2 separate regions of the Mus musculus genome follow, and region 1 is linked to region 2. A link is a loop called in an ENCODE intact Hi-C map of the cell type or tissue named here. Cell type or tissue: left cerebral cortex. All regions are shown on one strand. Links, peaks and the distances in the headings refer to the core of each region. The heading gives the core; the rest is flanking DNA.

Region 1 (15,603 bases), core at 3,732-11,731, 970 kb before region 2:
GCTTAGTATACACTTCACTTTTCAAGATGAAGCCATTGTCCTCAAAGCTCCTTGTTCTGTAGACTTGTCACTCTATGCGCCATCAATCATGATGGTGATTATGACACTGCTCTTTGCTTTTGGAGGCAGGTAGCTGGACCATTAAGGAGCCTGGATAGAGGATATGGAGAAGAGTGTGAAATGTAGGCTGCCTGGGGGGTCGGGGGGGGGGGAGAAGAATGGGAGGGCCCCAAGCTGATGCACTCACTGACAAATTGTGCAACTTGTCTGGACAAAAGAAAGAATGGAACTAAGTAGTTTTACTCAGTGGCCTCAGTTCCAACCAGGACATTTTGCTCAGAACTAAGACTCCGTGTGTGTGTTTGTGTGTGTGTATGTGTGTTTGTGAGTGAGTGTGTATGCTATTTCCACCTCTCTGATATTCTTGTAGTATTGAGTACAGTCTGTTGTCCAGGTATTTCTTAAAGAATTTAGATATAGCATTATTCTGTTAAAGCTTTTTGCAAAAATTAAACATTAGAAGATGAGCTATGGTTTATGAACCCATTGTAAGTTTTGTTTGTACACTACAATATTTTTCTTTTGTCATTTTTACTTACATGTCATATCTTTGGCTAAATATTAGGGTCCACAATCTACATGACTCATTTAAATGGATTAGAAGAATCCCCTATCTTTCACCCCCTCTGTGTGTGTGTGTGTGTGTGTGTGTGAGAGAGAGAGAGAGAGAGAGAGAGAGAGAGACAGAGAGACAGAGAGACAGAGAGACAGAGAGAGACAGAGAGACAGAGAGACAGAGAGACAGAGACAGAGAGAAATAGAGACAGACAGAAAAACAGACAGAAACATAGACAGACACACAGACATCAGACTGTGTATGATATAAAGAACCTATAATGATTTTTAATTCAGTGGTTGAAGTCCTTTGTCTTCTACATAAATACTTCTCAGCACTAGATATAAATTCAAACAAAGAAACTAAAATGAATGCATCATTATATATGCAGTTTAATATTACAGATGACACACTCACTGGATTTTTATTGAATCTAAAGAAAAGAATCTCATCATGTCTACATTTTTTAATGTACCCCCTCTGTAAAACAAGTGTTTTACTATTTGACAAAATTCTAAGGACTGGACCTATACACTTTACAATATTTCCACATCGAATGTTGCAAAGACATGAATCTATGAAGCTCAAATAAATGTTTGGCCAATGTTATGCTTTCAATTTTAAAATAGGTTTGATTTGGAGAGGTTGATCTGGCCAATAAAACACAAATTTCCACAAGCCTTCTGTGCTGAGTTTCTTTTCTTAACAGAGCCTGAAGTGGGCAGACTTCATGGCTCATAGCAGCATGCATGCAGTCAACACAAGAGCCTGAAAAATCGTCCAAAGCAGCCCTCATGTATTATTAAAGCCAGCCCAGCTTCCTGCACTGCTGAACAATGCTGAGTGTCCTCTACCAACAAATTCAATCCGCAGGCTGTCTGAATGTTCGCCAAGGCTCTGCATTGCCTGCACATGGCAGATATAATTGGTAAAATGAATGAAGAATTTCCTATTCTTACTAGGCAGTAGTCCAGATAGGAGATAAGAATAACTTCAATAGCTGAGCTAGCATGTGAAAAGGGCTCTGCTTTTCATATAACACTTATTGTGAAGATGCAAATTTCCCCTCAACCAGCAAGGCTCTCTGTGGCTGTTCACACACATTCCTTTAACTGTTAAGAGTTTGTGTCTTCAGTGGCTTATTTTTTGAGTTTTTTTTTCAAATTCCATTTGAGATAGTCTAATAACCTCTTGGAATTTTCCAATCATATAGATGGACAAATATTTACAAAATATCATTAGTGCTATATTATTTACACACGCAAAATGATATATAAAAAAACTTAGATTCAGTGCTCACTGGAATGATGCCCAGCTTAATGAAAGTTAATACAGTTATTGCCTTGAAATGTTTTAAGTGTGGAATGTTCCCTCTAAAGGATGTGTAAAATTTTATAAATCATCTCTGGCTAAGAGGTATGTAATTTTTTTTTTTAGAACTTCAAACGTGAGAAATTGTATGAAAATTACTCCTCTTCTCTTTCAACCTCTTGTGTCTCCTACCAAATTAATAATTCCTTCTTTAAATATTATTACATGTTAGCCATAATGATACATCAAACACACACACACACACACACACACACACATACACACACGTGAGTCTATTTCGTGTCACTGTTAGGTACATGTGTTCAGGATTCCCACTTGGAATAGATAAGGCAACCTCTGGGCCAACTCATCCCTACAGGAAGCTGTTGGTCTTTTCTCAGAAACCATTAATTTATACATGATTAATTGATGAGTGTAGCACTTAATACTCTTCCAAAGTCTTCCTTTTGCCAAAGGTGGAGACTATTCCAGAGATACAAAACTGGTCAGAATAAGTGACTGTGGAGTGGCCAACACCAAGTGACACATTTCCAAAAACAAGTTTGACATCTAGGCCTGACAAGAACCCAAGGAGTTGAAGGAGTTTGCAGCCCAGTAGGAGGAACTTCAAACGTGAACAAAACAGTACCCCCAGAACTCCCTGGGACTAAACAACCTACCAAAGAAAACACATGGTGGAACTCATGGCTGCAGCTCCATATGTAGCAGAGGATGGTCTAGTTGGTCATCAATAAGGTATGAAGGCTCTATTCCCAAGTACAGGAGAATGCCAGGGCCAGGAAGCAGGAGTGGGTGGGTTGATGAGCAGGGAGAGGAGGGAAGCAATGGGGGGTGTTTCGGAGGGGAAACTAGGAAAGGGGATAACATTTGAAATGTAAATAAAATTATGTAATAATAATAATAAAAGAAGCATAAAGTTTATAACAGCCAGATACTCTGGATGTTTGCTGCCAGAGATTGTCTGCTGGGTAAGGTATGCAGCCATTTTAGAAAGAATTTTACTGATGTGGTCATATACATCCAGGTGTAATCTTGGTTTAATATATATTGTGTTATATATGCCACTGCATGTGACACAGTCTAAAATAATCACCCCCTGTCCTGCACGTGACTTTCTGTCCAAAGTGTGCTAGGATATGAGTTTCCTTCTAGAATTGGCCAATTCAGTCAGACAGAATGATCACTGGCTATGATACATGATTACAATATCTTTGCATACCCAGAATACCAAAGTTAAAACCTGACAGTGTTTAATCATGCCCACATAGATTATCCACGTAATTGAAAATAAAATAACGGTCACACGAATGTCGCTCACACGAGCTGTCAGAAAAGGCCTATATTCTCTTTACTCAATGATATGTTTTACTTATAACTTTAAACCCTCTCTCATCATTTTTTTTATCGCTCTCACCTTACATATGTATATGAAATGTTTGCAACACAAGGAGCACAAATATGATATGCTATATATCATATTTTAAAACTAAAGATGAAAAAATATGACATTGTAGAAAGTGCACTAGAAAAGGGGAGAAAACTTGTTAATAAAGAAAGGAATGCATGGAGAAATATTGTCAAGACATGATATAGGCTATGTGGAAATTTCTAGTGATACTCCTTAATTTAAAACATTTGTATATTTGAATAATTATTATAACATTGATTCTCTAATTATATAGCTTTAAGAGGGGTTTATGTTATGATTATCAGAAGGCTACCATCTAACTTGCCTTCCCTATTCCCAATATTCATAGAATTTTACTCGACATCATTCTCACACAAAGCTTAAAAATATTTATATATGATTCTTGTGTAGGCTTTTTAAAAAATATACCCATTAAGAAATATTCAAGTATATAATATCTATTATCATTTTACATAGTACTATGTATTTTTCTAGTGTAAAATATAGAAATAAATCTATACTTTAATTAGCTTAGTTATTTTTCCTTATGAGTTGATTCTAATTAATTCCTACTACCAGAAATTAATGGAATCACTTCATTTAATAACTTTTCCAGTTGAAGTACAAAGAAAGAAATGATCAGGTATATATTTCAATTGAGCATACCAATGGGGTGAATTTACCAATAGTAGTCCTTGGTAAAATTATACATGAAGTTTTCATATGTAACACATTATTTTATTTTCCAACTATGGGTATATCTTCTTATCCTCACACAGATAACTGATAACAATAGCAGTTTCCTATAGTCTTGTCAAAGAATTTGTGATCCAAGTTAAAATTCTGTAAGTCTAAGAATTCAAAATTGTTAATACTGTATATCCCCTTTCTATTATATGGTAATGTCAATTTTCTTTTTTGGATCACCTTTCTTTTTCTTTTTCTTTTTTTCTTTTTTTAAATTGTGTCTACTTCCCTTTATAGGTCTTTTTTTAAAATTAGGTATTTATTTCATTTACATTTCCAATGCTATCCCAAAAGTCCCCCCCCCACTCCCCTACCCACCCATTCCCATTTTTTGGCCCTGGCGTTCCCCTGTACTGGGGCATATAAAGTTTGCCTGACCAATGGGCCTCTCTTTCCAGTGATGGCCGACTAGGCCATCTTTTGATACATATGCAGCTAGAGTCAAGAGCTCCGGGGTACTGGTTAGTTCATAATGTTGTTCCACCTATAGGATTGCAGATCCCTTTAGCTCCTTGGGTACTTTCTCTAGCTCCTCCATTGGGGGCGCTGTGATTTGGATGACCTTTCTTAGTCTAAAGACACGCTCAGTATTCCTTCGCTATCTACAAGAGCCTTTTTATATAACCCAGCTCCCATTCTTGAGTCCGTTGTCTTTCTTGTTTCCCTTTATTCATCACACAGAGGCTTATTTCAACATAAGTGATGCCATCATTACAGAATTGCCTATGTCCTTGCGCCATTTACTAATAACCCAACTTCCATCAATTCATTTTACGTTCCTAGAATATTTCCTAGTGTCCATCACTCTCATCCATTCAACATCTTCTTGATTATGACCCTAGAAAACAAAACAAAACAAATGATCTCTTTGGTATTTTCAGCCAACTTTTCAGTTGTACCATGGCAATCTCCCTTGCCGAAGAGCCTCTTTCCATTCCACTGATCCGACAATGTTCTCATGTCCTGGTATTTTTTTCTTCGTCAGATTTGACCTCCTTTAAATAGATCTGAACCTATGGTTAGCAATCATGGTTCTTAAATCTTTACCTCTAGGTCGGCCAACTGTTGCATTGTTTACATTCTGATCTGAAGACTTAAATATGATATAGAGAGCACCAAGCTTTAAATATGGTAAAAATTTCAGTTATATATGTAATACAAAATTACTATTAATACATAATGATTATTTGGCGTTTTCTATATGATAGAAGTTAGTAACAATCATAGTAGGTATTATTACTATACTAGGAAATAGCTCTGTGAAGAATCCCATTCATACCTTTTATTGCCAAAGAAATTAATAGGAAAAATGTGCAAATGAGTGAATGTTTGGGATTCTAAGGAATGACTGAATCTTAACTTTTAGGAAGAGATTATCTCCTGTAAGTAAAATGCAATTAAATGTGGTTTGTGTGATTATTGGCTAGCTAGACTCAGAGCGCCATCTGGTGGTAAGAAAGTAGAAGTGTATGAGGAAATAAGGAGCTTGTATTGAAGTAAAATTGTGGAACAACACTTGTGTTCTCCCTTGCCTAGAATGATTACCGTCAGAGTTATTCAAATGTAATGTGGCAACGCCTGAGACTCTATTCTCACACTACTTTGGGTGTTATAGAAGAAGAAGGGAAATGTTTTGGATACTGAGTGAGCCGTATGGAAAAGTTAGTAAATATTGGAAAACTTGCATTTTTCCATTCAAGTCACACAAGGGCTAGTTAGAGATATCTCTGGCCTCTGTGACTGGGTGGAATTCTCCCAGGCAGCGCCAAGCTGCAGCGTTTCAGTTCCCAAGCGAACCATGCCATAGCACTCTGTTGTAGAGGGCAAGATCAAAAAATCTCAAAAACGTCTCAATGGCTATTGCGGCTTTGCTCAGATTGTGAGATTCTTACCATTCTATTCCACTGTGCAAACTGTGTTACCTGGTTAAGCTCAAACAAGGAGAGAAGTTGCCTCACAATGAGATATGTCACATGAGGACATATCCTAAATATAGCATTAGTATGTATCTAAGTCAAGAAATGGAAAGTGATTAAAAAAAATCAATTCATGATAATGAGTGAAAATTAAGACTATAGAGAACTCGAAAGCCATGTCAATGACTCCTGTGTTTTTTATGGGACAAAGAAAGCAGGTGGTTGATACTAATAACTACACTGATCAGGAATTTAGTTCAGGGGTGTAAAGATCACTTCAAAATAATTTGTATGGTGGTTCACAGGCTGAAGGGAACAAAGGAAGCAGTTTGGCAACAGCTATGAGACCCATTAAAAATTTCAAGAAATTCACTTTAAAAGCAGGTCCTCATTCCAGACGGCAGGCAGTCTTAAAGAAAACAGAAGCAGGTGCCTACGTATGTAAGCCACAGACTTTGTTTCTTGAAGCATTAGCCAAGATAAAATAAAGGACTCTGTCATTATTTCAACAATTACAAATGTTTAATGTCTAACAAGTTTTCACTCCTTTATATTCCACATGGGGCAAGTTGAACTAGTTTATGGATAAGTCCCATTTAAAATCAAGCTGAAAGGAGAGATTTTATGGAGTGGTGACTATTTTCAGGAGACCTGGACAATGGCAAAATGGTGGAAAAAATAGGGAAGAGCCCGTTAGGAGGAAGAAGAGAAACAGTTAGAGAGAGAATAAGGGGATAAGAACATAATGGTGTAAGCATGATAATGGTACATTGCACACATGCAAGAAACAGACATGACATCTTAATAAAAGGGGATACAAGAACAAAATAGCTAAGGTATAACCGAAATTCCACAGATAATAAATCTCCATTTGAAATTTATTTGTGGCTGAGAACCACATGAGGGGAAGCCAATAGCTGATAGATGGCTTGCAAGTTAGTTTATATCTTTACCTCTACTGCTTTGTTTCAATGAATCTGTTGCTTCTTGATTCAGAGTACTTTGTTTTGTTTTGTTTTATTTTGTTTTGTTTTGTTTTGTTTTGAGACAGGTTTCTCTGTGTATCCCTGGCTGTCCTCAAACTCATTCTGTAGACCAGGCTGACCTCGAACTCAGAAGTCTGCCTGCCTCTGCCTCCTGAGTGCTGGGATTAAAGGCGTGCGCCACTACGCCCAGCTTGATTAAGAGTACTTTTAAAGGACTAACCTAAAGGAAATACACAACATTTAGGACAGTGCCACTAATGAGGTAAAAGCTATTTCATAATAAGAGTGAAAATAGCTTTATGAAGATGTAAGATAAAAAATACTTGATCAAAGAAGAGAAAAATTATTAGTAGAAATCTCCTAGACCACAATGGACTTGGTAAAAGGGCAATATGCTGTCCATAATGCTTACTAGACATTAGCTATTTGTATATTTTTATCTTGATGACTCTCACAATATCCACAGAACAAGCAAGCAGGAATGTTCTTGATCCCATTGGGAAGGCACCTCTTTCAATTCCCCCACTGTTCACTTAATAAATCAAAGTGCTATAAAGAGTTCGCGATGGCACCCAACAGCATTATAATTTGGTTTAATTTAATTTCCGTTCAATGTGTCCCAGGCCTGTGTTATTCTTGCGAAACAGAATGTTAACTAAAGTTAAAGAATTCAAATAAAAGACACGATTCTCTTGAGTAGGGAATATTTATTGAGGAAAATTAATATAAATCTTCATTGTCCTTAGGGATTCCTCTAGGTAAAATACTGTAAATTACTTTCCTGAGAAAGACAAATACTTATTGCAGATGTGATGGAAATTCGCGTTCTGGCCACAAGGTGGCAGAATAAGCTAGGAACTCCTTAAACCTTTTCAAAAAATCCCAAGTCTTTCAGTGATCCAGGTTTATCATATTTCAATGAAAAAATGCCGAGACAATTGTATCCTGTGCCTCCGTTAATCTGTACGAAAAGCGACTACAAAAGAATCGGCAGTGGAAACAACAGAGATAACTGGATGCTCTTTCCGACCCCTCGCAGAGAAATCTCAACCCCACTTCAGCTTCTACCATTTCCCTTGAGCAAACAGAGGTCCACTCGCCCTGTTCCTGAGATAAAAGGAAAAATCCTGCATAGGGGCCTCTAAAAGACTGTGCCTTAAATGCATCTTGAAAACAGTGCTGGCCTGGAGAACTAATCGTCTTCTATCCTTCTCCTGTGCGACAGTCATACGAAATAGCCTGTCCTCTCCTCTCGGTATATAACATGAAGTGACCTTACTATAATGCAAACACATTAGCATAACCGTCCATGTGGTCACATATACAAAATTAACAGAAAATTGCATCACCTACAGCATTATAATTTTCTTCACTTGTGGATAGGATAAAAAAAAAAAATCTTAACACTAGGCTTGTTTTAAAATCACCGCCTGCCCTTTAGTAACTTTGTGAAACTGTGACTATAGAATACAAGTGCAACTTTCACGAAATGAAGTGGAAAGTCGAGCCTTGGTCATGTGTTCTGCAAAAGGCCTCCATTTTTACTCAAAGCCACCCCCGCCTTTTATATCTTTCCAAGATCATGGAATGGATTTTATAGCATCTGTAGAGCTGGAAAATTCCTGTTCACTCCTCAGAAGATGACTCAGTCATTATCTCTCTAATCCACCTCATTCCCTGAAGGGTAATGTTGGGTTTGGTTTGCTTGTTTGTTCCTGCTATAGCTCCCCCCGCCCCCCGCCACCGATTATAAAGTTCCAGCTGCCTGGGTCTCTGAGAGTGTTTGAGGGGAGACAGTCCACTTTGTCACCTTATAATCTCAGCTTCCGTTGGAGAAGTCTGAGCTGAAAGAGGTCCTCAGGAAACCCTTTGCTAGTGGGCCAGAGACAAGAACATATGAATTTTAATACTGCTTGTATGATAGTGGTACTATGCTGCATCATGCCTGTTTTGAGATTATACGTATATTAAAAGATTAACATGCTATTAGTGTCCAATTGGAGCGATTCATTCTCGTCTGAAAATGTGAAAATATTGAAATTTTGCTTGAATGTTAGAGCATTGGCTTTCTAATCTTCATATCGTCTGAAAACCGTGCCTCTGAGGAGTCACAGTAGTGAAATTAGAACGCACGTACTATTTGATTCATATGTATTTGTTCTCTGTGTATTCCCTTAAGACTTGAAGAATAAAATCTACAAGTAAATGTATAGATGTTAGTGGTGGTGTGTCAAGTGTGTTATAGAATCAAATAGAGAACACTATGTGATTTTTTTCATGAACATAGCGATATGACCTATTTGAGAAGTGGATATGAAAATTATTCAGACTTTAAATCGCAGGCTGAGCTGGATTACTGTTAGATTATACAAAAACTGACACTACCATACAATATACATTCACAAATAAGTTAGCACATGGTAATATGATTCTAATTTTTTTCATTCTCATAAAAATACACACAAGAATTCATACTAAGATAATTAAAAGATGAGCCCTGATGTTCTCAGGCAAAATATTTACCAAGAAAACTTTAGAAGGGAGGAAAAAGTTTTAGCATTCATTTAGAACGGAGAGACTCCAGTGCCCAGGGAACTGGTGGTTTCATCGGTCCATTGGTACGCTCAGGGGTATGTGATTTGAAAAACTTATTTGTAAAATGCTTAATAGAGCATTAAACTTTCCAGTCTTACAAAGATTGGCAAAATAATTTTAAATGGCAATAGTTGCCTGTACAAAAATTAATATTCATAAAGAGATAAGCCTAAAGGGAAAACGAGATCATTATGGTCTTAGAGAAAAATAAATATGTATTCATTTTTTTCTGTATTTCTGACTCAGGGCATAAGAGTGATTGTGTGTGTGTGTGTGTGTGTGTGTGTGTGTGTGTGTGTGTGTACTATATACCACCATTTGAGAGCATTTCTATAACATACGTGAAAATGTATTTAATAAACATGAACTGTAGCCGAGTGTGGTGGCACATGCCTTTAATCCCAGCACTTGGGAGGCAGAGGCAGGTGGATTTCTGAGTTCGAGGCCAGCCAGGGCTACACAGAGAAACCCTGTCTTAAGAAACAAACAAACAAACAAACAAACAAAACAAAACAAAAAACAAAAAACAAAACACCCCCCCAAAACCAAACAAACAAAAACACAAAAAGAACCAACCAACCAAACAAAAAAGAACCCCTCAAAAAACAAAACAAAACAAAAAACCAACCCCCCCCCCATAAACTGCATTCTTCTTCACTATACTTTCCAAATTCTAGTTAGAAAACATAGGTTATTTCCACTACACTATAAATACATATATTTACAGAATGTTAAATGAGCTTCTCTTTAACTTTTAGGAAGAACTAGTTTGAATGTATCCAGGAACAAGTAGAATTGACAGGTCAAATTCCATATGAAATGAAATGCTATCGGGAAGGTGGAAATAAGAATGGTTGTATTCATAACACGTGTGCCTACATTCACTAATATGAGAAACTTTCTGTATTGTGCACGGCAAGCACAATGTCTAAGTCACAATGTTCACACTCCTCTAGATTGTTTAAATGTGAAACAGCAGTTGCCTAGATAAAACTAAAGTTCCTTAACAATTTTCATTGGATATTTTATTTATTTACATTTCAAATGTTATCCCTTTTCCCAATTTCCCTGGCCCCAGAAACCTCCTATTCCACCCCTCCTCCTCCTGCTTCTATGAGGGTGTGCACACACCCACTCCTGCCTCCCCACCCTCAAATTCCTAGACACTGGGGCATCAAGCCTTCACATGTCCAAGGGCCTCTTCTCCCATTGATGACCGACAAGGCCATCCTCTGCTATTGATGCTGTTGGAGCATGGGTCTCTCCATGTGTACTCTTTGGTTGGTGGATTAGTCCCTGGTAGCTTTGAGGGGTTGCAAACCCCTTCAGCTCCTTTCTCTAGCTCTTCCATTGGGTACCTTGCGATCAGTTCAATGGTTGACTTCGAGCATTTGCCTCTGTATTTGTCAGGCTCTGGCAGAGACTCTCAGGAGACAGCTATATCAGGCTCCTGTCAGCAAGCACTTCTTGGCATCCACAATAGTGTCTGCGCCTTCACGATTTTTATAAAGTAAATAAAATACTGCAATCACTTCATTATCATTTAAGGCAGAGCTATACTTTCTTGAAATAACATATGCCTATTTGTTTTTATCTTCCATATCAGCCTGAGTGGTTTCAAAAAACAAGGAACATGCTACTCAGAGCTTGCCTTTAAGTAGATTTTAGTACTAAACTTTTAACTGACCTGAAGTTTGTTCTTTTAGTAACACATAATTAGCACATTCAAGTACAGCTTTGATATTAGCGTTAAAAGAGTGGAAGAAAGGGGGGAAGAAGAGATGTAGAGAGAGGTTTCAGAGTCGTGTTTACTTGATATCTGGCAACTTGTGAGACACAGAGAAGCATATGTTCACACAGAGAGAAATTCCATGGACACACAAAACTGGAATTGATAATATAACATTGTATACCTGTAAGGTGGGTGGGTGGGTGGGTGGGGGGCAACCAAGCATTATGAGTTAAAGAATCTCTCAAATTACTACCCAGATAGCTTTGTGTTGGCCATTTACTCCCAGGTATGAGGTCTGCCCTTAAAGAGTGGTTTGCATACCCAATGAGATTCCATTCCGGAAATCAAATGCTACATTTGCAAGTGGTTATCAACTGGGAATGTTTCTGGATCAGGCATGGGGTTCTTGTCCTCTTCTTCTCTCAGGGCTTCAGCTTCATGTGGTCCAGACCCGTCAGGCTCTGTGCTCCGTACTTTAGTCTATGTGAGTTCCTACAGTGAAACCTTTATTTAAAATTGATAATCTTGTGTGTTCAGCATCTTTTTCAGAATGGCATGCTTATTTCAAGGCTTTTATTCTCCAAATTTCTATAAGAAATATGGCACTAATAACAAAATTGCCCCCAGATTTTCAGCAATTCATTTCAAAGTAATTTCACAGATAATTTATTCAAGTGCATCCATTCAAATTCAATTCCTAGAGCCAATGACAAATGTTAGAAACTTAACCAGGGTGGGCTAAGTCAGCCTCCTCAAAGGTGTAACTTATGAAAGGGAAAGAATTTTAAAGATTTGATTCTGGTTTCATTAAGTTAAAAATAAAAGGAATGTCTTAAATGAATTTCTCTAGAAGAATGACTAGTCCGGAACAACCCTAAACAGAAAGGAAATGATAAACTGAATCCAACTCAACAACAGTCACAGTTTCTAACACTAGGGATGTGTTCCTTGCTCTGTACAAGTGAGTAATTAGAGTCACTGTGTCATACATTGGGGACATTGTTGCTCATCTTATAGGAAGAGTTGTTAGGTTCACAAATAACACAACTGAATGCATTCCATGGTGCTTAAGGATCACATTGCATGGTGCTTACCGAAGAACAAATATTGAAATACTATAGTGTTTAGTAGGGTTATGTTGTCTGAATGGGGGCATATGATTATCACATTTTACAAAGTAGGAAAATGTCTAGAATGAAACAATAGCCAAACATCTAGACTATTGACATCCAACAATAAACAGATGGGTTTCAGCTTTGAGTCTATGGCTTTGTGATGCGAAGTCCTACAACCTATGCCAAGTATGCCAAGGGATTGCTTTCCAAGTCCACCGATCTGGAAACATGAGTGCTTTTTCTTTTGACTTTAAACATTTTTAATATAATCTTTTTGTCATTGTTACTCTAAATAAAAGTAAACCATTTAGAAGATATTACATATATATATATATATATATATATATATATATATATATATATATAATATCTATGAATTCTGTTGTTAAAAAAATAAACGAAAGGACATCTTCTTGCCGGGACTGTGGGTTCTGACTGCTCTTGCAAGAGTGAAATCATCACCTCTGAGCCACAGGAGGCTCTGTGCGGGGTTTATGTGAAATCTAATGGTAATTATCTGAAGAAATAAGCAGCATGGCTGGCTGGGAGTATGTTCCCAAACCAATTTGAATAGATATTACATTATTTAATTTAACTCAAATAAATCCATTCAGTATGAAGTAAATTTTTCCATCAGGTAAAATGAAATCAATAGCTCATTTTCTTTTTTTGTTTTAATCACCTGCCTATAGTTAAATATAAGATTACATTTTCAACAAATTTTAGAAAGTTCTTGATTATATCTAAAGGAGCCATTCTGCTGAAAGCATCGTGAAACAGGTTTTATAATTTGATTCAGGATTTTATTTTATTTCATTTTATTTTCATTTTGCCTTTAACTTGATTGACCCCAAACAATTCAGTGAAATTTAGCAAAATTATTAGCAATAGTTACAGACATGTTATCATTCTCAAACTAAATTGTTGAAACGAGGATTGACAGATTGTATTTAAATGAGTGTGAGCTTCGTTAGACAATTAAATACATATTTAAATCAGAGTTGTACTAATATGCTCATGTGGAAAGTTAAGGCATCTTCCTTTTAATAACTGACTCATTAAAAAAAAAAACCCTAAGTATCTAACACCATGTAAAAAGAAAATAAAACAACAAAAAAATGAACTATTATGGCAACATGTCACTGTGATGTCTAACTAATATCTTGATCTTTGTAATGAATTTTCTGTGATAAAACTTCACAGAAGTTTGCTTTGCTTATTTTTAGAGGAGTAGAAAAAACTTCTCTCTACTGAGAATCTTCTACTGCTTTAACATGAGGCAGAGATTAGTCGTTATTTGTTCTATGAAATATTTCAATTTCTTCAGCAGGAAATGTCTGTGCAAATAAACTAGGTTGAATAGTTCATGATTACAAAACCTTTTACAGGTGAACACAATTCAGTTCAATAAAATTTCTGCTCATCTCTGACTTCTCCCTTTATTCTTTTTTAAATGTTTATTTTTTATTATCTCAATTTAAGTGTATCTGTATGTCTGTGTAAGTTACATCCTGTGTGTGCAGGTACCACACTGGCCTCCAGGGAGTATCAGAAGCTCACAGGCTGTAATTACAGGTGACTATAAGGCACGCTGAGACCAAAGTGGGGTGGGGTGGGGTGTGTAAACTTGGGTTTTTTAGAAGGGTGGTGTCTTAGATAGGATTTTCCTGCTGTGAACAGACACCATGACCAAGGCAACTCTTATAAGGACAACATTTAATTGGGGCTGGCTTACAGGTTCAAAGATTCAGTCCGCTATCATCAAGGCTCCCTGCATTGCAGCATCTAGGCAGACATGGTGCAGGAGGAGCTGAGACATTTCAAAACTCCATCCAAATATTCTTTTCAACTAAGTGCTAAGGCTTAAAAGAATTATTTATAATTATGCAACTTGAAAATCAGATAAAAGAAAAAAAAGTGGTCAATTTAGTCTTAAAGTATTCAGTGTTTCTTGGAAAGAATGTCATAAATACAAGTTTAATACTTCTATCTATAAATATTTGGGGAAATATTTGGATATTACAAATAAATAAAAAGCCAATTTTCCACAAGTTTCTATAAAAATTTTATAGAAGCCACTGTTACATATTAAAATCTATAGATGAACAGTGTTTCCATGTTTCATAATTAAACAGCAAAATATTTCTACAACCTGTTATGAAATCACTTCAATAAAACATTTGCTCATCTGTGGCTCGTATATATCCTCTTGTATAATTCTTTGTGTTTTATTTTTATGCGTGTATAATCAGAATATTTAGTACCAATTTATAAGACTGCTGTTTACATAATAATGCATGGCCTCTGTGTAAAACCTTGTGTGACTGAGTAACCAGCAGATGTTGAAACACAGGTATTTTGAAAAAGGGTAGTTCTTTATTGTAATTTTATGTAAAATTTACTCAAGATTTTGGTCAGTTCTGCAGGGATTTTGGATTATTTTGAGACATCAGCTGAAGAGATGCCTATCAAAATTCCAGTGAAAATCAGGACAAGGTAGCAGAACACATTTTTAATTAAGTTGTAGTAAGTAAATTTACATAACCATTGCAATATTTCATTACTTAAAATAGATCTCTGATGGTACAGCACAGGATATGACAAGTGAGAAAAAGAAAGAAAGAGGGAGAGGGAGAGGGAGAGGGAGAGGGAGAGGGAGAGGGAGAGGGAGAGGGAGAGGGAGAGGGAGAGGGAGAGGGAGAGAGAGAGAGAATGTGGTATGTGCACATGAGAGTTTTACTGGGACAGTTTTATAGAAATAGGTAGTAGAGAGAACTAGCTGTACACACATGAAAACAGAAGGAGCCAGAGAATAGAAAGGAGCCAGAAGATTAGAACATATTGTCAACATTAATATGAGGCCAAGAAGAACAATTCAGTCAGAAGCCAAAAGAAGCCAGATTAAATCAGTCAGCTTGGCAGATTAAACTGCTTGGAGGTTAGCTGCATCCACACTCAGGCCTAGAGATAGTTAGAACAAAGAAAGAAATACTTTAGGATGAGCCTAAGCTATGTACTTGCACAGCTTTGGAATATCTCTTACCTCATTCCTTCATCAGAGGAAATGAAAGCAGCACTTAATGAAATATAACTGTTCTGACATTATATTCCAAAATACTGATAGCAGGAGAATTTGTGTACATTTACACAATTTTC
Region 2 (15,603 bases), core at 3,997-11,996:
GCAATGTTCTATTCGATGCAAACTCAATGCTTTCTATTTTGGCCGGGTAGCAACCCAGGTGACCTTTTCTATTTCTTACCAAATTTCAATAAAGTCACATTAAATAAAGCTACTGTACAAACTATTCATTATTTTTCAAGTCTAATATGTCCTGTTAGAATAGTTTCTTTGCAGTGACTTCCTGATGTGTCCTTTGCAAGTTAGTCAACATAGGACCACTGAGGAAAACAAAGAGCAGCACCGCTTTCAAGTGAGAATTGACAGAAAATCCATTCTATGAAAGCATGAGATGAGCAAGTTTTTGACAGAAATTGACATGAAAAAGGGAAAAGGTAACACTTGGTATCTGCACTGAAGATATAGTGTAATATGTGTAGTTGAACCATGGAGGCACTAAAATTCCAGACATAGGCTAAATTTTACAAAAAAAAAAAAAAAAAAAAAAAACCAACCAACCAAACAAACAAAAACTAGTAAAGAGATCTATAAAAATGATATCAAGAAAGAGATCATGGAGCTGAATATTGTTGTCAATTATCACGTTCTCTTTTTTATCCATTTTTGAAATTACACAGCACTGAGAATCATTGCAACCTGCACAGGGTGGCTGTTTTGTCCTCCTTGCTTGATATTGCATATAACACCTTGTGCTTTAAAAAGTAAAACTGGAAAATTTATCACACTCACTTGTAAGAGGCTGATGACCATTAATATAATTGTCTTTTCAAAGACTATCTTTGAGTGGTAAAGACTAAGTTATGGTTGCCTGGGTAGGTGCACTTGTGTGCGTGTGTATATACATTAGTATATATGTATTTTTCTAGGTGTACGTGTTAAATAAGACTAGTTCACAAGCAGTTACTGGTTGTTAGTAACTTTAATACTATAATGAAGAGCTTATTTATCTATACTCATTAAGTTAAAAGATATAACCTATTTAGAATACTTTTCCATAAATTGCTGGGCCATGATACTTTCATGAACCATGCATCAACCTTTCTTTGTTTACAATATAACTTCTAAATGAAATTTCTATGAAATGGGAACAAGCAAATGTATTCCATGCAATTTTTTTCCACATAAGTCTCTTGCTCAAAGAAATTTGAGAGTGATTTTCTAAATAAAAGACATGTGTGACCATCAGTACTAAGGCGCTTTGGTCGTCAAATAAGAATGAAGAGGGTGAACACAGGAATTTGTATATAATCAATTTCTGAGAGTCATTTTTGAAGCAACATAAAGATCTGGGGGATTTATTTTGGTTCATTTTTATATGGTGTTATTCAAACAAATTTATTGAGTCACTCTAGACTCCAATAAGCAGGTAAATGGGAAAAGAAACATAAATAGGAAAAAGAAACTAGATTGATGATAGATGGATGATAGATAGATAAATGATAGATAGATAGACAGACAGACAGATTTTTAGATAAATAGATATGAACACAATAGAGTATAATTCTACCATGAATAAAAATGAAATCCTGTTATTCATGAATCACAAGAAAGAGACAGAACTGTTGGGAAAAAGACATTTAAAAGAAAAGAAAAGCAATTAAATTCGAGTAAAATTGCAGTTTAATAATTGTATTATTTCAGCAAAAGCAAATTTTTGGAGGCATATGGATGGTAGAAAGCTCAGGAGACAGCCCAGATCTGTACCTTTCTTGGATTCTTAATGCTCGCTGCATCTCCATCATCTTTACTTGTAAGTCGATTATCACCCCCTTCTAAACAGAACAGCAACTTGCTGAAATGGTATTTAAAACTTGATTTCTTTTTCTTCTAAAGAACAGTTAGTTTGCTTCAGTCCGCATAGGTTTACCTGCCATTCATCACCTTTGTCTTTATTGATTAAATGACTCTAGTGACTCTGTATTCAGTCCAACACCTCTCTTTCTAAAAGGTAGGACTTTGAGAAAAGATGTACTTTCTGAGACCAAATGGACCCAGGGCCACAGCTGACACTTTATTCAAAATCTATACTGATTGCAATAACTGGATCCATCATGTGGCCATCTCCATTGATTGCAGGGATAGCTGATGACTCAATTGACAGCCATTTTGTCTGGGAAAACCCAGAAAGATTAAAACCACCTACATCTAGAAACAAGAGAATAGAAGTGAAAAGGCAAAAACAGAGAAGAGAAAAGAAAAGAAAATCAGTAAAGGAAAAGAATAGTAGGTAATGAGTAAAATAATAACAGTATTATTATGAGTAAAATCTAAGCAGTATTTTTGCAGTTACTCAAACCCAAACTATGCCACAGGTACTGTAAAAGCAACCCCAGATACAGTAAGGTTAAATGATACTTCTGATATGCTGGGTTATAGAAAATAGAGTCGTAATGACAGGAATCCAAAAGCATAGAGTTGCAAGGATAATACTGAGTGAAACTTACTTTTTAATTTAATATTTTAATTTTTTTTATTCACTTTACATCCCTCTCACTGTGCCCCTCGCAGTCAACCCGTCCTACAACCCTTCCCCCATCCTTCCCTGTCCTTCTCCACCTAGGTGGGGGCCTCCCTGGATAGCCCTGTATCCCTGCACGTTGAGACTCTGAGAGACTAGGTGCTTCCTTTTCCACTAAGAACAGACATGACAGCCCTTCTAAAAGAACATATCCCATATGTAAACAACAGCCTTTGGAATAGCCCCTCCTCCAGTCCTTCCGGACCCATATGAAGACCAAACTGCATATCTGACAAATTATGAAAACAGAAATGTCTAAAAGTCTTGAAGAAAGTCATCCAAAAATATATTTATGTTTATATTTCTACTAAGTTACACCAGTGTCACCTAAAGCAATTTTTCTTTACCACCAAAATTTTAAAATCCAGAATTTGAATTTATAAAAAATGTAAATAAACATTTTATACTGTTGGTTATTTATTATTAATATTAAATTTATAAAATTAATTTCAGGAAAGCTTGGTGTATTTAATAAGATTAAGTTACCTAAAACAACTTTATTCAAAGAACTGTAAGCAGAAAGGAATATTTTTCAGAGTAGTGAGTTAAGCACAAAATAACTGTACCATTTTTAGTAATATTTCTGGTGTTAATGTCTGAAGTTACCAATTTTTAGTACACTGCTGCTTCTGAAATAGTGCATCCTTTACTTATTTTCTTATTACAAGGTTGCCACTGAGTTTTGATTGATTTATTTTCAAATAGATTTTAGCATTGAATTACAATGCATGATTAAGTAAATTTTTAGAGTAATTCAGGTGTGTCTGACAAAATTGTTTAATATGGGATCAGCTAGTTGCTAATATGGAATCCTCAGCCCTGAATTCAATATCTTGCTTGATCATGCAGAAGAGGGTAAGACTGTAATAGCCAATGCTTGTGTATGCTTTTAGGAAAGAGTATTTTCCAGACACAACAGGGGATAAGAAAATGTGAATTCACAGGCTGGGGCAGGATGCTCATGACCTGCAAAGTTCAAGCTGGACAAACTTTGCAGCACTAATGAAGATTTGTGGGCACAAATTTCCTCCTCCAATTGGAAAATAGTAGCTGTTGGGAGATGCAAAATCAGTTTTCTTCAGATGGGGGCACTGGGCATATTAAGCACATTCCAGGGCAGGCATCCTGCTCACAACATGGAATCCATCTTCTCTTTAGTCCCCTGTGTCACTCACTCTATGTATCTCTGTGTGCCTCTGTTTCTGTCTCTGTCTCTGACAGCTTTTCTGTTTCTGACTCTTTCTGTCTCTCTGTATGTCTCTATCTTTGTCTGTTTCCGTTTCTTTCTCTGCCTACCCACCCCTTCCTCTCTTCTCCTCTTTCTCTCTTGTCTTTAGACAGTCTTTAGACAGCTCAACATGGCCAGGAACTCACTCTGTAGACCTATCTGGCCTTGAATTCACAGGCATCCACCTGTGATCTGTTTCCCTAGAGCTGAAATTAAAGGCATAAAAGTCCAACCCCTTTCTTTCTTTCATGCTTTCACTTTTTTAAGAGTGAACAAAAATATTAAATATTGTTATTCTTAAAACAAACATGCACGTGTACATACTGAAAGTACACAAAATGCCTCTGAAATGCAATCTCTATGTAGTTATTCTCCTTATTTCATGTTTTAAAACTTTTTATTGGTACCCCGGTCCCACTCATCTTCCCATCTCACACCTGCCCTCTGTCCTTGCCTCCATCTCACCAAAAGAGAAAAAGGAAAAAGAAAACAAAGCAAACAAACAAACAAACAACAACAACAACAACAAAACTCTTGTTGAAACTGTAATGTGACACATTGTGTCCCAAAGTAGAGACTTTTGACCACACTTCTTTGCTTTCAAACGTTCATTACACTGAGTCATTGGTCTGGTTCAAGGCCTCTGTCTCCTGCTACATTTGCAATATGGGAACCTCAGGGGCTGTCTTTTGGATATCCCGTTGTTGCCTTGTGTCATAGAGATGCTGTCGTTTTGGATCTGTAGGACTGGCCCCTGCATGCACTCCAGCAGTTCATCAATGGGGTAGATGTTGGGATGAGCCAATTCAAAGCCCTGGAGCTCACTAGCTCTCCCACACTCACACTGCCAAGGCAAGCTCTCCTGCCCTGCCCAGGCTAGGTCATCCAGTGCTACAGACAGAAAGGAGCAGAGCCACCGCTCCTGTTCTCATGCCATCAGGATCATCTCTACTCTATGGCTCAGGCAAGGTACAAGGTCCCCTCACCCATGTGCTGCAGAAGGTGAGGGACAGGGACAGCTCTCCTGCTCTCACGACTCTGGGTCCATCTCTCTTTTCTGCCATAGGTGGCAGGGGGCACATGTCGAAGTGGGCATCTTGTTCTTCTCCTACTTCACTGCCCAGCAGACAAGATGCAGGGACAGCTTGCCCATGTTCATACCCTCGGGCTGGTTCACCAGCAATACTCACAAGCAAAGAGGAACAACTCTACTGTCCTTTCAGGGTCATGTGCCAGTTCTACCCAGCTGGTTAGGGACGAGATGAGCGCTCCTTCTCTTAACTCCTCAGGTCCAGCACTCCCACTATGTCCATGTGAGTAGCAGACCCAGTTCTGCGCAGATCACATATATCAACGTGTCCATAATCAACAGCCCAGACCAGGGACGTGTGCCTGGCCTTTGGTGGCAACTGCATGGCCACAGACCTAGACATGGTCCTTGGCCGCAGCACAGGCCAAGATTCCATCATGGTCGTAGGTGGGCATCACTACCCTGAAGTCTCAGTAACATCTTTCTCCATTGCGCCCACATCCTTCTGCTTCTCTTTCTCTTCGGTTTCTCCACCTTTTACTTGCACCTCTTTGTGGCGTCCTGGGGTCTCTGTCTGGGATCATCTCTGAAGTGGACTCAGGAATTCTATATCCCGCCCATACCTTATGACGACAGGCAGGGGTCATCTCAGGCATGGTCTGCCCCACCCCCAGCCCTGTGTGGTGCCACACTGGTGGTCATCTTAGGCTCGCTACTGGTCTGGGTCCCTGTGGCACCATCCTGGTGGTATTTCAGGTCTCCATGTGCGGGTCTTCTTTTGGGGGCTCACTCCCTCCTGGGGCCATGGTTTCAGGCAGGTTTCTTCTCTCTTTTGTTTAAGAGACAGAAAAAAATATGAAGTTGGAGATCAGTTTGTAGTAGGAGACCTGGAAAGAGATGGGGATTTAAAAAAACAATGTGAGGTAAAGACGATGTAGTATGAAATTCTAAAAGCATAATTTTTAAAAGGGAAAATATGTCTTGAGAACTTAATATAGGAATGTCCACTTTAATATATACAAAATTAAATCTCTACCTAACGTTATTGATATTTTGCTTCTCTTTCTCAAAATTTAATTCAAGAAGAATCTTTAATAAAAAATTATACCTTTAAAAATCTTCAATTAAATACAATCACTGATGGTTTGCAGATATCTTTGCATTCATTTGAAACTAACATCTTATACATTAATCATAGCAGCTGAAAGTTAGCTGAGCGGATATAAGCGCTTGTCCACACACCTAATGACTAAGTTTGCATCCAAGGTCTCAAATGGTCGATGGACAGAACTCACTCACGGTACTTGTTCTTTGAACTCCTCACCTGCGTCACGGCAATTCCAAGGGCATACACCCACACATGCACAAACCCACTACACACACACACACACACACAGAGGCACGGACTAAACTAATAAAATAATAAATAAAAATGTTAGAATGAGAAATTATTATATATAGCATTTTAAAAATTCATTTTAATTTGTCGCGTCCGATCTCGACCAGCAAGAACGACACGACCACCAGTCCTTCTAACAGCAGTTTATTCAGTCCTGATTCTTCTTGTTTATATCTCCCCCGAACCCTGGGCCTCTCACTCCTTTTATACTCTCATCCATGCACAGCAGGCCACGCCACCTCACCAGGCACGCAGCTTCAGCTAATCAGGGCAGCAGGGGCATATCTCCATCAAACTGGATTCACCGGTATCCTGGTGCACCTGCGCAGCTCTCAAGATGTTTGTGGCTTATATGAGAAAGTCAGGTGCAAGTCATACGACTTAGCTACAGTCCCTGGCGCCTTTGGGACTGCCACCACACTCACTCCTAACATTAATTAATGTTTATATACTATAAATAAACAATATCTTACCTTAAACTTTGAGGACAAATACTTTGAAAACATTTGTTTCTACTATAAATTATATGCTACCATAATTCAAAAATGAATTGTATTCTATTGAAAATAAGTATAAATGAAAATTTTATTTAAAAAGTATAATGTAACAACCTATATTTAATATATCATATGATCACTTGCCAACATAGAAACATTTCCTTATCTTTTATGTAACTTATTAATATGATATGTAATAAATATTTTAAACATTATTCATTTAAACAATTTTGTTACAAAAATTGTGTGGTAAATTCTGATGCCCGAGGACTCGGATTTGAGTCACATGTCCTGAGGTGTGTGATCACTACAATACTAATTAAAATAAAAGCAAGACATAATGTTACACTGTACTACCCAATTATAAAGCTTGTTATCAGAAATAGCGAATAGGTAAATATTTTTGCTATAATATGTACGTAACCATTTGCTCATATAGAAACACGAATGAAGTTTAAAATTATCAGCAGGTTATTTATGGTTTTCCTGGAGACATATAAATAGGGAGAGAGAGAAAGAGAGAAAGAGAGAGAGGGAAAGGGAGAGAGAGAGAGAGAGAGCAATATGCTACATTGTGTACCCGTATTTCCTTTAAATATCTCTACAGTTCAATTTTATTTGATACTTTATTTCGCTATAATTACTCTAAAAATTGTTTTCTTTTCCTTAATTTCTTTGAATAGAAATGACATTTTCCCTGTCTTTACTGAAGAAACTGACAAAGCAACACAAAACACCTTTCTGGACAATGTAAGGAAGCAAGCGGCTCACAGCCTCCACAAAGTAGGGCGTGCGCGCCCTCTCCTGGCCATTTATAGATTTCAGTCAGTTTGGATCTAAAAATATTCAATTGAGTCTTTTTTTTTTTTTTTTTCATTTTTTTTTATTAGGTATTTAGCTCATTTACATTTCCAATGCTATACCAAAAGTCCCCCTTACCCACCCACCCCCACTCCCCTACCCACCCACTCCCCCCCTTTGGCCCTGGCGTTCCCCTGTACCGGGGCACACAAAGTCTGCGTGTCCAATGGGCCTCTCTTTCCAGTGATGGCCGACTAGGCCATCTTTTGATACATATGCAGCTAGAGTCAAGAGCTCAGGGGTACTGGTTAGTTCATAATGTTGTTCCACCTATAGGGTTGAAGTTCCCTTTAGCTCCTTGGGTACTTTCTCTAGCTCCTCCATTGGGAGCCCTGTGATCCATCCATTAGCTGACTGTGAGCATCCACTTCTGTGTTTGCTAGGCCCCGGCATAGTCTCACAAGAGACAGCTACATCTGGGTCCTTTCAGTAAAATCTTGCTAGTGTATGCAATGGTGTCAGCATTTGGAAGCTGATTATGGGGTGGATCCCTGGATATGGCAGTCTCTGCATGGTCCATCCTTTCATCTCAGCTCCATACTTTGTTTCTGTAACTCCTTCCATAGTATTTGTAGTACATACATTATACAAATTTATTACACCACCTTACATGTTCAATACCATTCAGTTTATATATTTATACTTTTCACAGATCAGATTAGGAGCCGATGCAATATTCATAGGAATTTAAAATATATAAGCAATACTGGCTGTGGGCTGGATAGGAAGAATTTTGTGAAAGTAATTACCAATCACTTAGCCAGAAGCTATACATATACATCTTTAAATAAAGGAAAAGGAGCAAACATTTTTTCTCCAGTAGTACTGAATTATCTTTTGTTTGTTTGTTTTTACCATTTGTTCTTTTTAATCCCTTTAATTAATTTATTTATTCTCTTTACATCTAAATATCAGCCCCCTCTCCTCCCAGTCCTCCACACACAAGGTGGCTCTTTCCAAGCCCCGCTCCCCTTCTCCTCTGAGAATGGGGAGCCCCCTTCTGGATATCACCCCACCTTGACACATCAAGTTGATGCAGGACTAGGCACACTCTCTCCCTCTGAGGCAAGACAAGGCTATCCAGTTAGGGGAACAGGATCCACATTCCGGCAACAGATTCAGGGGCAGCCTCCTCTCTAGCTGTTCGGAACCCACATGGAGACCACGCCGCACATCTGCTATGTATGTGCAGGGGGCCTAGTTCCAGTCATGTTTTTTCTTTAGTGGTTCACTCTCTGGGAGCCCCCAAAGGTCCAGGTGAGTTGATTCTGTTGGTCTTCCTGTGGAATCCCTGTCCTCTGTTGTCCCTCAACCCTTTCCGAACTCTTCCACAGACTCTCTGAGCTCCATCTAATGTTTGCCCGTGAGTCTCTGTGTCTGTCTCCATCAAGTTTTGGGTGGATCCTGTCAAAGACTGTTATGCTGGGATCCTGTCTGCAAGCAAAACAGAGTATCATTCATGCTGTCATGGACTGGTTCTTGGCCATGGAATTGGTCTAAATTTGGGCCAGTCATTGGTTGGCCATTCCCTCTATCTCTACTCCATCTTTATCTCTGCACACTTTGTAGGCAGGACACATTTTGGGTCAAAGGCTTTGTGGGTGGTTTTCTTTCCTTATCCCATTATCCTCCACTGCTAAGAATCTCAGACTCATTCCTAATGACTCGGTGACCTACACGATCACTACCACCTCCTGTCCCCAGGTCTCTGACATGTCATGGAGATGCACTCCACCCCCACCCCAGTGCCAACTTTTGTTCTCTACCTCCTGCTCTCCCTATACCTGTCTCTCCCTACACCTGATCTCCCCATCCCGTTCCTCTTCCCATCCCCTCTTCATCCACTCTGATATTAATTTTCTATTCCCTTCTGAGGAAGATTCAAACATCATCCCCTTGGCCGTCCTTGTTATTTGCCTTCTTTGGGACATTGAATTGTAGTGTGTTTATCCTGGACTTTATAAATAATCTCCACTTATGTGTTCATACCGTACATATCCTCTTTGGTCTGAATAATATTTTCCAATTTCACCCATTTTTCTGCAAAATTCATCGTGTCCTTGTTTTTAATAGCTTATTAGTATACCATTGTGTTGATGAACCACACCTTCTTTTATCCATACTTCAGCTCGGGGATACCTGTGTAGTTTCCAGTTTTGGCTATTTACCCATAAAGCTGCTATGAACGCAGTGGAGGAAGTGTCTTTGTGGGATGGCGAAGCATTTTGGGGTATATATGCCCAGGAGTGGTATCACTTTGTGGGATGGCGAAGCATTTTGGGGTATATGTGCCCAGGAGTGGTATCACTTTGTGGGATGGCGAAGCATTTTGGGGTATATGTGCCCAGGAGTGGTATCACTTTGTGGGATGGCGAAGCATTTTGGGGTATATGTGCCCAGGAGTGGTATCACTTTGTGGGATGGCGAAGCATTTTGGGGTATATGTGCCCAGGAGTGGTATCACCGAGTCTTGATGTAAAACTATTCCCAATTTTCTGAGAAAGGAACAAATTGATTTCCTTGGTGCTTGTACAAGATTTTACTCCCTCCAGCAATGGAGAAGTGTTCCCTCTTGCTCCACATCGACACCGGTATGCGCTACCCCTTGAATTTTTATTTACATTTCAAATGTTATGCCCTTTCCTGGTTTCCACTCCAAAAAACTATCCCTTCCTCCCTCCCCCTGCTCACCAACCCACCCACTCCTGCTTCCTGGCCCTGGCATTCCCCTATACTGGGGCATAGAGCCTTCACAGGAACAACAAATTAAGTATTTTAAGTAGTAAGATGCATTCATTTCAAACTATTTTAATAAATACACATTTGTCAATATATTTGGTATCTCTAAATATTATACTTGATGGTATTATCTTCTACTCAATAGAAATTTTCTACATATTGCCTCTTGTGGTATTGAGCATGCATATATAATCTCTCTCATAAAGAGATCTTAACATATGTTGTGCAGCTGACAAATATTGTACAGCTAATTCTTGCCTTCTTCTATTCATCCTGATACCATGATTATTTGGGGGTCAGTTACTAAACATTGTGGCGTTGAAAGAACCACAGTGTTTCACAAGAGCACAGAATTGCCTGAAAGGGACATCTTTGCAGTGGTCTCCCTGGCAGGACAAGGAAAGAGATTTCAGAGTAACATTACAGAGGAAAATTATCTAGATAATTTCTTTGTTTCTCCTTCGTTAATTTTTATCCCAGTGCTGAAAAGATTCTCCCTGCCTATTGGATCTTTTCCAGTTTATTTTTCAAAGGGGATTTTCCCCATTAAATATTACACATATATAATCCTATTTTGAAATAAGCTGAATAAAAGATCCATAGTGGTGCACTACAGTTTCCTTGAGTAGAATTTTTAATTTTTTATATAACTCCTGTTGGGCAATATGAGCACTACATTGAAAATGTATTGGTAAAGCATTAAAAGAGTCTTGCGATTCTGAAAAAAAGTAGAGTTTGCTTGAGGAAGATAAAATTTTAAAACTTACGTTAAGGATTTAGAAAATATTCAGTTCTTACAGCAGTAAAATATTTGTCATGTTTTAATGATTTCTTAAATTGCTGTTTGCAAAATTCTGGGCTACATCCTCCAAATGATTGGAAGTCATTTTCAACCTAAAAAAGAAAAAAAAAAAATGTCGTGTAGAGGAGACACTAACATAAAACCGAGTTCAGAAAGAACCATTGACGCATGGTGGGAACGCATGGATGAAGAGAGTCAACTGTGACCAAGCAAAAGTGGATGAATGCCCTGAATCTCCAACCTCTGGGCTTGCAGCAGCTGATTTCCTACTACTGCCTCTCACTGTCTAATCAAAATAGAAAACTTAGTGAAGGTTAATTGCTAACATAGAATAAGGAGATGCTGTGAAGGGCAGCAGAAGCAGAGACCCTCCTGGAGATTGTCAATTTGCCAAATGATTTGTAAATTAGAGTCTTTCATTATCAAATGTGCTCGCCCTGTGTCCCTTAGCATGCTGTTTGGAAGCAGTTGCTCTTCAGCGTTTGCTCTGTGGGCACCGTCTCTAAAGTCACAGAAAACATGAAACCCTTCTGCAATTAAGAACTCTACATATATAATGTGCTTCGGAGAACTGTTTTTGAGAAAAAAAAATGGATAGGGGAAAATGACATGTGTGTATTCGGGAGGGAGCAGTGATACTGAAGGGTTGCTCAGGGAGGAAGAGGGGAAAACTTGAAAATGCCAATTAACAGCCTCTGTATTTGCACTTGCTACAAATAACACTACCCAAAAGATCAGCCAAAAATACAGTTACTTGTGGAATTTTGATTGCTGTTAGCCTGGCTCTGCCATCACCAATCCCATTACCACACAGATAGCATGGGCCAACTGCCCATTTGAATCTAGTCACTCCTGGTCTCTAACAGTCCAAACAGTGGTGCAATTAAGATAATGCTTTGCCTGCCATGGTGTCAGCTGCTCTCTAGCAAGGCATTTCTGGTGCTTTTGTTTTCACAGGAAAGCAATGCTGAAATAGAGAAGAAATTTATTTGAAGGACTATTAAGATAATAGAGATTATAATCCAGGATTCAAGCAAGGGTCTGGCTATACAGTTTTAGGTTTTACTCGTCTTGAATACATAGTTATTTGCATCTATATGTCTATCACCGATCGTCTGTCACCTACTCACATACAGAGAAAGGTGCTCATTACATCCACACATAGCTATCCTACCTTTCTGAAATTTAGTTTCTACAGTGAAAAATATGCGATCATTCCCTAATCAATCCCAACAAAGTTGCTCAGAGTAATGTCTTACTTCTGGAGGTGTATTTGTTTTGGGTTGTTGTCTGGAAATGAATTTTACAGAAAAGTATTGTTTATGAGAAACGGCCTACAGGGGTTAACAATCCTTGGTATTGCTTTCGATTTTTTTGAGGGAAGGGGATGTATCTAACCTTCTATCTGTGAAGTCTATCTATTCTTACCTTCATCTCTGCCAAGTGCTCCATTGAGCTCCTGCTTTACCCTCAGGCACTGCGACTGGACCCCCAAAATAGAGACAATAAGACAAAGTCTGTCACGGATGTCACAGTGTAGTTGGAGGGCACGAGAAGGGGCAAACAATAAACAACAGAGCAAGTATGTAAAGAATGGTTCCAGGAGTGGCAGTTGCCAAGAGGACCAAAAGGAAACTTTTAACAATAATTGGGAAACTGGGATATTTCTTATGTTAGCAAGCAAGCTTTCTTTCTAGTGCATATCATTTTTCAGTAGAAAAAAAAAGTGAAATAATCAGAATATAAATCATCTCAAGCCAGGGACTCTGTATTTTGCTTATCTCCAGTGCTGTCTTCTGCTCTTGAAACTTTTTATTTTTATTGTTCATGGGTTATTTTTACCTATTCCCTAAATAGTCCATCTCAGAGCTCTTACAATTTGAAAATTCTTCTCTCTATTGATAGGAAAAAATGTACTTCAAATATTCAATTTTTATTTACGTATTGAGATAAGCTTTTAGAAGGATCCTGGAATCCTTCAACATTTCTCAATAAATGGCTGCATTATTTAAGAGTTCTACATCCTTCTGTCTCTGTCTCCTTCCCCTCAAGCAAGTTATTTTCTGCTACCATGGCTTTCCCATACTGTCAGGAAGGTAGTGCTTATGGAAAATGTCCTTCAGGGGTTAATATTCCATGGTATTGCTATTTTCTGTTATTCCACACCAGGAGAACTGAAGGAACTAACGAGAGGTTGGCTGCAAAGACACAAAATGTTTCCCTTTTATTTTCTTTTGACAATTTTCCTATTTCCCCCTGATGTGCTTCTATAATGGCTGTTCCCCCACCCACACACCCACTCCTGCCTCCCCAACCTGGCATTCTCCTATAGGAGCATCGAACCTTCACAGCACCAAGGGCCTCTCCTCCCTTTGATACCTGGCAAAGCCATCCTCTGCTGCATATGCAGCTGGAAGCCATGGGGTCCTTCCATAGGTACTCTTTGGTCGGTGGTTTAGTTCCTGGGAGCTCTGGGGAGGTCTCTTTGATTGATATTGTTATTCTTCCTATGGGTTACAAACCCCTTCAGCTCTTTCTGTCCTTTCTCTAACTCCTCTCTTGAGGACCCCATTGGGAAACCTGTGCTCAGTCCAATGATTGGCTGTGAGCATCAGCCTCTATATTTGTCAGGCTCTGACAGAGCATCTCAGGAGACCACTGTATCAGGATCCTATCAGCAAGCCCTTCTTGGCATCCACAATAGTGTCTGAGTTTGGTGACTGTATATGGGATGGATCACAGGTGGGACAGTCTCTGGATGACCTTTCCTTCAGTCTTTGCTCCACACTTTGTCACCATATTTGCTCCCATGAGTATTTGTTCCTCTTTCTAAGAAAGACTGATGCACCCTCACGTCGATCCTTCCTCTTCTTGAACTTCATGTGATCTCTGAGTTGTATCTTGGGTATTCCGAGCTTTTGGGCTAATCAGTGAGTGCATACCATGTGTGTTCTTTTGTGATTGGGTTACCTCACTCAGGAAGATATTTTCTAGTTCCATCCATTTCCCTACGAATTTCATGACTTCATTGTTTTTAATAGCTGAGTAGTAATCCATTGTATAAATATACCACATTTTCTGTATCCATTCCTCTGTTGAGGGACATCTGGGTTCTTTCCAGCTCCCGGCTTTTATAAATGAGGCTGCTATGAACATAGTGAAGCATGTATCCTTATTATATGTTGGAGAATCTTTTGGGTATATGCCCAGGAGTGGAATAGCTGGGTCCTCAGGTAATATTATTTCCAGTTTTCTGAGGAACACCCAGACTGATTTCCAGAATGGTTGTACCAGCTTCCCATTTAAAAAGAAAAATACACATAATAAAACTTTCAAGAAATTTTCATGATCTTTTGCCTTTTCAAAGTTTGCCTTAATTTCTAAAATAGCCCATTCTTTATATTTTATTTGTGTTTATTTTATAACATGGAACCAAAGGCTAAGGATACACTTATTTTACTCACTTTTCTGAATCAAAGGAATTTTTAAGATTCACAAAAGACCATTTTATTCTCTTTAACATATTTCTTTTGTCGTGAGCAAAATTACATTGTTTTGTTGATACCTCTACCTAAAAATGATTTGCAAAAATGTTAACATATCCAAACTTAGAAACTCATTATAAAAATAAATTATCTGGAATAAACATAATTTCTTAAAATATTAGACTGTGAAATAAAGCAGTATATAAACCATATAATTTTATATACATTTTGCTTTCTCTCTAATATCACAATTTCAGAAGAAGGTATTTTTTTTTACTAATATGAAGAACTTTAAAGAGGATTTATTTTTGACTAAACTCAATGCAGACTTTTCTTTTCTCTGGGAAAACATAATTGACCCAATAAGAAAATGAGCAGTATGTGGTTTTCCACTGTGCATCAGTATAAAATTCAACAAAACTACAATTATGACTATATATATGTATATATATATATATATATATATATATATATATATAGTATGTATAACTGTTATACACATATATATATATATAATAAAATATAGCTATAAAATGCACATACATAAGCTTCTCTAACGTTATACAATATCTGTCCTACATAAATTGCTATTTACCTTTAAAATGTAGGTATACAAGGAATTACTGCTATAATTTTAAGACAAATTGGAGATAATTTAAGTGCATCACATTGTTTGTTATAATAGAATTTTAAAAAGAAATGATGTAACTTCCTGATATTTGAAAGCTGACCCAATGCGTGCTATTTTCTCCTCAGTGTTCCACATTCAGTTTGTCCCGTTTATTGCCGGGATGGTTTGGCATCATGTTTATAACTATTCTTTTGCTCTCTGCTTCCAATTTAGATACTGCCAATCAGAAATTATACGCAACTTAGAAGTGAAATGTGAAAAAGAAGTCATTATTCTCAGCAGGTAGCTAAGACTATGATCATTGCAATGACTTACAATTGCAATGACTTACAGCAATTGAGAGTGTCCTATGAAAATTACCTGCTCTTCTCCAGGAGGCAGCAGGGATGTTTCATAGCAGACGCTTTTCAGCTCTGGCTTTAGCTGTCTTTGCATTTATTCTTCAGCCTCACAAT

Evidence for each region. Peaks named below come from ENCODE experiments on the same cell type or tissue, not always from the same donor. Only the 100,000 strongest peaks of a DNase experiment are listed, where the experiment ranks them.
Region 1: a loop joins it to region 2, with 13 times the contacts of the local background. A loop is called at or near these places in 21 of 42 quality-filtered maps.

What each region holds. Positions count from the first base shown.
Region 1 is chr16:72,208,164-72,223,766 of GRCm38, reverse strand. It overlaps a transcript of Robo1 not described here. Among named protein-coding and RNA genes, the nearest start is that of 8030451O07Rik, 18 kb to the left of the region's middle. In left cerebral cortex, for the core only: CTCF peaks have their summits at 5,561 (motif pointing left) and 7,840 (motif pointing right); DNase peaks (open chromatin) are centred at 5,553 and 7,853; H3K4me3 peaks cover 287 bases.
Region 2 is chr16:71,239,522-71,255,124 of GRCm38, reverse strand. 4930567J20Rik (RIKEN cDNA 4930567J20 gene) reads right to left here and starts at 5,221. Exons shown (of 3, transcript NR_040576.1): 1 at 4,895-5,221. In left cerebral cortex, for the core only: a CTCF peak has its summit at 7,424 (motif pointing left); a DNase peak (open chromatin) is centred at 7,428.